Regions from separate parts of the Homo sapiens genome. Here region 1 is linked to region 2. The links are chromatin contacts, found by Hi-C in ENCODE. All regions are on one chromosome and are shown on one strand. Each heading gives the region's core, a stretch centred on a gene start or an enhancer-like site at or near the end of the contact. The rest is flanking DNA. Distances are from core to core; before and after follow the strand shown. Region 1 holds the start of KRTAP4-6 (keratin associated protein 4-6). Region 2 holds the start of KRTAP9-4 (keratin associated protein 9-4).

The links. A loop is a pair of places that touch in the nucleus more often than their neighbours do.
Region 1: a map of sciatic nerve shows a loop between it and region 2 (5-fold over the local background). The contact joins the promoter of KRTAP4-6 here to the promoter of KRTAP9-4 in region 2. A Hi-C loop is called at or near these places in 1 of 168 maps with a recorded cell type or tissue (sciatic nerve).

Annotation. Positions count from the first base shown.
Region 1 is chr17:41,139,175-41,144,074 of GRCh38, reverse strand. It overlaps KRTAP4-6 (keratin associated protein 4-6), which reads left to right and starts at 3,531. Exons shown (of 1, transcript NM_030976.2): 1 at 3,531-4,642. The coding sequence starts at 3,588. The coding sequence ends at 4,205. RefSeq lists an enhancer at 3,887-4,399.
Region 2 is chr17:41,247,385-41,252,457 of GRCh38, reverse strand. KRTAP9-4 (keratin associated protein 9-4) reads right to left here and starts at 2,771. Exons shown (of 1, transcript NM_033191.3): 1 at 1,805-2,771. The coding sequence starts at 2,737. The coding sequence ends at 2,273. RefSeq lists an enhancer at 2,490-3,044.

The DNA of each region.
Region 1 (4,900 bases), core at 2,282-4,781, 110 kb after region 2:
TGAGGGTACCCACAATTTCTCCCTCATGCTATCAATCCCAACTTCTCTCATTACTTCTCAAAACAGACCTTTCAGCATATCACTTTCACCATCACAAGCCAGGGTCATGCCCAATCTCAATTATGTGCTCCTTTTATATCCCCTTTCTCTCCACCTATTTGAATGGTTTGTATTCTCAAAGGTCAGTGTGACCCTTGAAAGCCTTGACAAAATCTTCATCCATTAAACATATGTTTCAGGTTCTGTTATATAAAGATGAATAGATCATAGTCTATGCCCTAATGGAGTTTGTATTTTAGAAGGTGCCAATAGACAAATGAATTTCTGAGAGAGAATCAGATGGTAGAGGCTGTGCATATATAAGGCACAACAGATGTGCAGTGGAGGAAGGACCTTGCTTTGTGTGAGAACAAGAAAGATATTGGAGAAAAATGGCATTTGGACAGTAAAAAACAAATAGAAGAATGCTAAATTAAGAAAATAAAAAATATTTTACCCCAAAATATATTTTTTGACATATTTTAAGATGGCTGCCACATGACCAGCAGACTAAAGTGGCCCTGCAAAGCTGTCTTTTGTGAAGGAAATTTGCATCTGTAGAGAATCTCCATTAATGCAGTCAGGCCTTCTCATTATAGGCCTTTCCTGGATCTAGAAGAGAATAACTGACTGTCTGACACCCTTAGAGTTCTGAAAAAAATCATTTACCATCTCTTTTCTCTGAGAGTTGCTACCTGTGAGATTTCATCCACATAACAAGACCCCCTTTGCTGGCCAAGCCTCTTTCTTTCTCCCTCCCATAACCTGTTGATATGGTTAGGCTTTGTGTCCCCACCCAAATCTCATCTTGAATTGTAGTTCTCATAATCCCCACGTGTCATGGGAAGGACACAGGGGGAGGCAATTTAATCATGGGGTCGGTTACCTTCATGTGATAGTGAGTTCTCATGAGATTTAAGGGTTTTATAAGGGGCTTATCTTCCTTCTCCTCTGCACTTCTCCTTGCTCCCACGATGTGAAGAAGGATGTGTTTGCCTCCCCTTCTGCCATGATTGTAAGTTTCCTGAGGCTTCCCCAGCCATGGTGAACTGTGAGTCAATTAAACCTCTTTCCTTTGTAAATTACCCAGTCTTGGGTATTTCTTCATAGTAGCATGAGAATGGACCAATACACCTGCCTTGCCACTAAAACCTGTTTCCTGTTTTTGGCCATGCTCTGAGCCCTCATTCTTTCTGGGACCTCAAGATGTTGTATAAGCTTCTGTACCTTATTGAGGGGTTGAGTTTTCATTCTGAAGGCTCTTGGGTATACTTGTTAGATAAATGTGTATGCCTTTTCTCCTACTAATCAATCCGCCTCAAGTCAGTGATTTTTCAGTGAGGAAAATCCTTCCTCCATTGCACTTCTGTGGTGCCTTATTTACACATGGGCTCTATCATCTCATTCTCCATTGGAAATTCATGTGTCTATCAGCTCCTTCTAGAATACAAACTCCACTAGGGCAGAGATCTCCAGGTTCCTCAGGCCCCACATAAGTTCACAAGAGACATCCCTTCATTCCCAGGAAGAGAAAATATTGTGAAGGTAATTTGTTCTTTCCTTGAATAATTGCTTTTCCCTGAATGTCCACGGCACTAAAGAAGACCCTTTATTTAGAACCATGATCATGTGAGGATTTTATTTAAAAACTCTTTATGGGCCGGGCACAGTGGCTCTCTCCTATAATCCCAGCACTTTGGGAGGCCAAGGTGGGTGGATCACCTGAGGTCAGGAGTTTGAAATCAGCCTGGACAACATGGTGAAACCCCATCTCTACTAAAAATACAAAATTAGACGGGCGTGGTGACACATGGCTGTAATCCCAGCTACTTGGGAGGCTGAGGCGGAAGAATTACTTGAACCTGGAAAGCAGAGGTTGCAGTGAGCTGAGATGGTGCCACTGCACTCCAGCCTGGGCAATAAGAGTGAAACTCCATCTCAAAAAATAAATACATAAATAAATAAAATAAAAACTTGTTATGAATGCAATTTCTGTGTAAATGTAACTGGACCCAGGTTCAGCTGCTTGCTGCTGGAAAGCCAACACATAAGAGGCAAGGGCTGGTGAAAGGAAAGTTAGTTCTAGTTGGAGAGCCAGTAAACCAGAGGATAACCTTGCTTTGTGTGAGGCCAAGAAAGATATTGGAGAAAAATGGCATTTGAACTAACTGGTAATGAATAACTAGAAGAATGCTAAGTGAAGGAAATAAAAACATTTCACCCCAAGATATATCTCACTGACATCCTTTAGCTAGTGAACTAGCATTCTAAAGTGCCATCTTAAATTTTAAAATTTGCCATAGGGTTTTGAAAGGGAAACTTGGCATGGGAGACATGCAGGGGTGGTGCAGGGTGCTGAGTCTGCATGTCTTGTTCCAATGGCTATCTTGGGTGTCCAGAGGTTTGGGAGGCATTATTTTGACTTCAGCCCAATGGTGGTGGATTAATTGTTCAAGATTCCCCCTAAGTGAGAGGATTCCTCAGGGCTCTGTGCCTGGTTTGTTTCAAGATTAGCCTCTGGAATTTCTTAAGCAAGAATATAATTAGATAAGATATTAGATAGTATTGCCAGAAGGGAGTGTGCAGAGGGAAGGAATGAAGAGGTGAGAGGGGAGGAAAGGAAGAGAAAGTGGGTGATTTTTAAAATTGAGGTCCACAGTTACATAAGTACCTGTAAGTTAAAGAATATATCTTTTATATTCCTCTCAATGCTTCTTAAAAAATCTTAGAAATAAGTGATACTAAAAAAAAACCCTGCTAGATGTTTTAGCTCAAAATGTATGAAAAAGATTTTAACAAAATGTCAATAAAGCATAACCATTACACATTTGATATTTCAAAAGGCAGATCAAAAACTATGATCCACATTACTCTACTTCAGCCTGTAGGACACTTTTGAAGACAGACGCAGCTCAAGCCCAGATGATGCTTTGTTCCTTAGAAACAGTGAGTCACTACTAACTGTTTCAAGGTGCACCAGAGTGATGAGAATTAACACAGCTTGCAATGACCTAGGAATTTAGTTAGCTCAATGGCCACCCAGAATACATACAATGAATCATAAGCTTCCTTATTTCTCACACTCAAAAACAGGAGCATATTTTCTTTTTTTCCTGTCAGCATTCCAGCTGATTGACACATGCATTTCTCCACTAGAGATCTTAGCCCAATCAGAAGCTCTCCCAAAACGATATCATGATGAGAAACAGACAAGTGACAGTGGCCCTCCCATGTCACATGATACCCAGAGACTGAAGTCATGTGACACTGAAACCAAGGAAAGGAAAACAAGAGGTGACTCATGTGGGAACACCAGGGTGAGAAAAGGGAAATAATCATTTTCTATATATTGGGATTTTTTACTAGAAAAACACAATATAATTTAGTAATTGCATTTGTGTCATATAAACAAAAACAAGGAAACAATCTTCTCATAATCACAAAGGCTCCTCAGCTGGGTATAAAAGGGGACATGCAGCAAGGAGACTCCCAAACTCACGAAACTCACTCTCTTGGAAACCCACCCAGAACCTTTACCCTCTGACACCATGGTCAGCTCCTGTTGTGGTTCCGTCTGCTCTGACCAGGGCTGTGGCCTGGAGACCTGCTGCCGCCCCAGCTGCTGTCAGACCACCTGCTGCAGGACCACCTGCTGCCGCCCCAGCTGCTGTGTGTCCAGCTGCTGCAGACCCCAGTGCTGCCAGTCTGTGTGCTGCCAGCCCACCTGCTGCCGTCCCAGCTGCTGTCCCAGCTGCTGTCAGACCACCTGCTGCAGGACCACCTGCTGCCGCCCTAGCTGCTGTGTATCCAGCTGCTGCAGACCCCAGTGCTGCCAGTCTGTGTGCTGCCAGCCCACTTGCTGCCGTCCCAGCTGCAGCATCTCCAGCTGCTGTCGCCCCAGCTGCTGTGTGTCCAGGTGCTGCAGGTCCCAGTGCTGCCAGTCTGTGTGCTGCCAGCCAACCTGCTGCCGTCCCAGCTGCTGCATCTCCAGCTGCTGCCGCCCCTCTTGCTGTGAATCCAGCTGCTGCCGCCCGTGCTGCTGCCGCCCCTGCTGCTGCCTGCGTCCAGTCTGTGGCCGAGTCTCCTGCCACACCACTTGCTATCGCCCAACCTGTGTCATTTCCACCTGCCCCCGTCCCTTGTGCTGTGCCTCCTCTTGCTGCTGAGCTCCTTGCCTGAAACTATCTCCTCCCCTTCAGCTCACTCCTCACAGAAGCAGACCTTGTGCATCTCATAAACAACTCAGAAGAGGCCATTCCCACCAACTGTGTTTCCATATCCTGGACATATATCTAGGATATATGTCCTGGCTATACATCTAGAATATATGTTCCCCATGTTGACCCAAGTGTGAAATTAGATATTATTTACAGAAAGAAATTAATAGAATTTACCAAATTTTATACCTTATATTTGTATTTATGGATACCAAGTTCTTCTGTCCCAAACATGGAAATTCTTGCAGGGTAACTCGGGGCAAGGTTGTCTCACTCTCAGATTTGAAAGTCTGATTGTTTCACCCTGTATTTCCTTTTACAGCAATGTTTCTGTATCTTATTTTTGCTGCTTCTGAATAAAACTCCACTTTTGTCGCATAGAAATACAATGTTCTTTTTGTGTTGCTTTGTAATGATTGTCCTTAGTTCCTGAGAAATTCCACCCAAAACACAACTGAACGAATCCTATTCTTGCTCTCACCTTCAAGAAAATTGCAACATGTAATGACCTAAAAAAAAGGCAATACATGGATGTTTCCAAAAGTATTGAAAAAAATAAAGATTTTAAGTTAAGTTTTTTTATGAATATGGAGAAGGGTTATATCCCACAGCTAAATTTTCTTAAATATTTTTGAAAGTGTATC
Region 2 (5,073 bases), core at 1,522-4,021:
CCCAGTAAACTAGTTTCACTGGAATCTTTTCTTCAAAGTCTTTTCGGGAGAAACTAATCTATGACATTATGTTAACTCCCTCAGCCTCAATTTTCTTATCTCTACGCTGGGAATATTAATACCTATTCTGAAAGTTTGTTAAAGAGTTAATAATAATGTACACAAAGTGTTTAGCAAATACCCATCCTATAGCAGGCAATCCAGAACATATTAGTGTTTCTTGTTCAGAAAATTACCAATTTTAATGTTGAAGATAGGAATATTTTTGTAATAATTAACTAGATCAACTAAATACTTTTTTTCCTAGCTGTATTGAGGTATAATTGACAAATAAAAGTTGTATCTATTTCAGGTATACAAGGTGATGTTCTGATATATATATTCCTTGTGAATAATATGTTTATTAGGTCACGAAGCTACCATTTCCTTTTAATTTTTGTGGTGTGAACATTTAAGATCTACCTTCTTGGTAAATTTCAGGTATATGATAAAGTGTTATTAACTATAGTCACATTACTGTACAGTAGACATGCTGAACTTATTCATCTTTCATAAATGATGCTAGTCAAAGAGAATGTCCTAGTTTTCATCTCCTTTACTTCAACCCTGAACGATGATCACAGTAAGTGGCCGTTGTCTCTTAGCCAAGTCTTCAGAGCATTCTAGATTCACAGTCTCAGAAGTTGGCATCTGTCATGGAAATCTACATTTTTAGCTGATCAGAGGTAATTCTAGCACTCCAGTGCTGGTAGGAGGTCCGAAGAAGGTGACCCAGGTCCCCAACTTTTATATTTCTCTCAGAGCCTGTATCAATCAATCTTTCCATGGGTGAATGCTTAGCTTACATCGGTTCAGGACCCAAAGCACTAACCTCTGTCTATTATGACTTCTATGAATGCACAAGTTCTACTTTGCTCCTTTCTTACATTCTTCTGATTTCCCTGGAAACACAAGTTTTTCATTTCTTTGAATGCTTCCTATTGGCCTCACAAAATGCAGAAGGCTGTTTCATTCCCTTACTTGGCTCAGAGATTATGGATTGTGCCAAGTCTTACATGCCCATTGTGTAGTTTCTCAATTCTCAGCTTTGTTCTTACATAATTTCCCTCATAACATTACAATTAGGGGACAAATTGTCTTAATGTGGCAAAATGTATGGTCTGCATTTTACAAGAAATAACTTAGTTTCATTTACTTCATCAATAGGTATTCAGGAGATGAAGGCTGTATAAGTATTTTATTTACATGATATTGACAACAAGTTTCTTCAGATGAGACTCTCTCTCATGAGTCCACAATAAATTCCCAAGCTTTTTTTGATGTAGATGAATTGAATGAGTGGCTGGTCAGAGGCTGAGACAAAAAGAGCTCCCTGCATTCAGGGCAGCCATTAAATGCAGTCCCTGCTGCCATATCACGCAGCTGTTTCTCACTGAGGTGTGGGAAATTGGGAATTTTTTGTAAACAAAAACGTTATCTGCAAATATAAGAGATTATTTGTCCTATTGTTAAAAAAACTCAAGTATATGACTTGCTAATACTTACTTCCAATGTCATTTCTACTATATTGAGAGTTAAATGTAAGTGTCCTTGGGCAGAAAGAGAGGACCTCAGCTTGGACAAGAGTCTGCCCTTTACTAGCTACATAACATCACACATTAAATTGTTCTCAGCTGAAAAAATGGAGGTAATAACACACGACCATCTGTTTTGAGAATCAAATTGGATAATACCTATGGTATGTGATATGTGTGTAAATCTCATATCAGGAATGCTTTCATATAAAACAAAACACCATATGAGATGAGGATGGTTCAGAGTTTATTCAGAAACATATAGCTAAGAATCTCTGCTGGTAGCAGAAACATAACCCAAAGTTATGAAAAGAAGAAAGAAGGATACAAGAACCATGAGGAGGATATTGAAAACAAAAATATGATTGCAAAGATTATTGATCAGTTGCAGAAACCTAAATTCCTTAGAAGCAGAGAATGAAGCTCTTGACTTTTGAGTCAAAGCTGAGACCATGACTCAAAATTGAGAACACACGAAGCTGGCACATGATCCACAAAGTGTAAGGAAAAAGAGAATCAGGATGAAGTATTCTGCCCTCCCTCAAGTAGATTCCCAAGATTTTAAACAGGTAGAGAATTCATAAAAATTTGGGTGAGAGCATGGTGGCTGTCAGCAGCAAATTAAATTAGTCCCCCAAAAGATAAGTCAGTTGAGCAGAAAGTTGTTGTGTGAGGATGGTGGTTCTCTTGGGACTTGATCAGCAGCAAAAAGGCTGACAGCAGCTGGACACACAGGTGGGCTGGAAGCAAGTGGTCTCACAGCAGGCTGGGCGGCAGCAGGGCTGGCAGCAGTTGGAGCCACAGCTCTGGTTTAGGCAACCAGGCAGGCAGACAGTTGTGGGGTAGTAGCAGGTTCTTCTGCAGTACACAGGTGCACAGGAGCTGCTCTGGTCACAGCTGGACCCACAGCAGGTGGGCTGGCAGCAGGGTGTGCTGCAGCAGGAAGGCTGGCAGCAGCTGGTCACACAGGTGGGCTGGCAGCAGGTGTTTTGACAGCAAGTTGGGCGGCAGCAAGGCTGGCAGCAGCTGGAAACACAGCAGGAGGGCTGGCAGCAGGGTGTGCTGCTGCAGGTGGTCACAGTGGTGGGCTTCCAGCAGGTGGTCCTGCAGCAGGTGGTCCTGCAGCATGTAGGCTGACAGCAAGGGGAGCAACAGTGGGTCATGGTGTCAGGGGTAGAGGGTGGGCTTCTGTTCAGAGGTGAGTTTCCCAGAATCTGATGACCCCTTGCAATCTGGACCTTTTATACACCTGGCCTCCAAAGTTTCCACCAATCAGCAGGACTTTTCCTTGTTTCCGTTTACATTGTTTTCCCAGTCCGTTTGTGATTCTCAAAGGGTAGTTGTTTCCTTAAGGTTAAACAGATTAAGGTTTAATCTGTTTCTTAATTGTGAATTACTCATAGACACTTTGTTTCAGATAAAAGGAAGGCAATCTCATCATCAGCATCATTCCTGTTCTGACCATCATCTGGTCATGTGATAGTTCCTGTTGATCTGGGAGGCTCAGGAAGTTCTCTCTGGCCAGCCTCATGTTTGGCTGTATGTAGACTGGGAAGTGTCTGTGGGGAGAAGCATGATGCTGATATATTTACAGTGACAAAATGAATCCATGCCTGGGCCCAAGACTAGTCACCCACCAAATTCTGACTCAAGACTAGCAGGCATCTCTCTGTGCAACCCACACCACCTGTCTTTCAGTTCTTTGAACATCACTTGGGAAGAGGGTGTTTGTCACAGTGTGTTCCATGTGGCAGAGCAGATCGAGAGCAGGTGGATGCAGATAAATCCACTGGGATTTAGACAGCATCAAGTAATCTATGCCCTGAGTGACCATTCATTCTGACTTGTCTGTGAGCGTGGCGATTCCAGAATGAGAATGTAGGACTCTCTATGGCATAAATGCTTGAGATTCAGGCCAACCAGCATGTGCTGTGGCTCTAGTCGCAACCCGGTTACTAGCACAGTAAGCAGCATGTCTTCTCTCTCTCTCTCTATTTCTTTTTAATGAAGGAATTAGATGAGTTGAGATGATGCCTGATTCATCATGGAGTTCTAACATGTTTAAAACATTTTCTAGGTATACCATTCATTTGAGAAGAATGCAAATTATTAATTTTCAACTTGATATAGTATTATATTGTAAATACATCTGTGTCCCCATTACATCTATGTTAGGAAATAGAAATTAATTCCATTCTCTCCCAATTATATGCTCTTACTCATTCCCAAAGACAGCTAATCACTCTATCAGTTGTAATCCTGTAGGTAATTTTTGGTTTTTTAAAGTTTTCATGTGAATAAAAAGTATAGTATTTGCTTCTCTATTTCTTTGGCATAAACAAAAGTAATCTTTATCGCCTAGTCATTTTGGACTCTTCATATAAGCAAAGCAGCAGACAGAGAAAGTAGTTACTATTTGGTGAGGGATAATTACCCTCAAGCCATATAGTGTAGCAGAATATATCTATAGCTCAGGAGATTTACTGAGTATATTAATTTACTAGCACTGCCCTGATGAATTACTGAAAAAAAGTGGCTTAAATTTATTTATCAAAGTTCTGAAGGCCTCTTTTCTGAAATTAAGGTGTTGGCAATGTTGTTTTCATCTGAAGACTGCGAGGGAAGTATCTGTTCCACGTCTCTCTCCCTGACGTGTCAAAGTCTATCATCTCCAAGTGTGTTTGACATAATTTTTCTATTATATCCATACTGTCTCTGAATTTCTCCCTTGTGAATAGACACAGTCATATTTAATCAGAGGCCTAATTGTTTCCAATATGACCTTGTCTTATCAGATAACACTTTAGATGATTCTATTTGAATATGAATTTTGAGGGACGCAAATGAACCCATAACACTGCAGAATCTCACAGTGTGTCCATGCCTAGTGATAACCACAAATGAGTAAAAACAACAATCACGGTGGACAATGGTATAGTAACCAGGGGCTCAGACCCTTCAGGAAGGATGCTCTGAGCTACTCTATCAGCAGTTATCTAGACCAACAAGAGTGCTGGCCAGGGGTGAAGGGAGAATAGAACTCTTGGTAATTAACGGAGTTTATGAAACTTAGGTGCACTGTATTATAGCAGAAGTAAGTGTAGATTATTTAATTGGCCTTCGTTTTATATCTCACTTCCTCTCCTTTCTTTTCCTTTCCTTCCTCTTTCTTCTTTCTTTCTTTCTTTCTTTTCTTTCTTTCTTTTCCTTCCTTCCTTCCTTTTTTCCTCCCTTCCTCCCTCCCTTCCCTTCCCTTCTCTCTCCCTTTCTCTCTCTTTCTTTCTTTCTCTTTCTTTCTTTCTTTTTATCTTTCTTTCTTTCTTTTTTCCTTCCTTCCTTCCTTCCCCTCCCTCAGTTCCTCCCCGCTCCCTCCTTTCCCTCCCTCCCTCCTTCCTGTCCTTCCTTCCTTCCTTCTTTCCTTCCTTCCTTCTCTCTGTCTTTCTGTTTTTCTTTCCTTCTTTTCTCTTTCCTTCTCCTCTCATCTTCTGTCCCTTCTCTT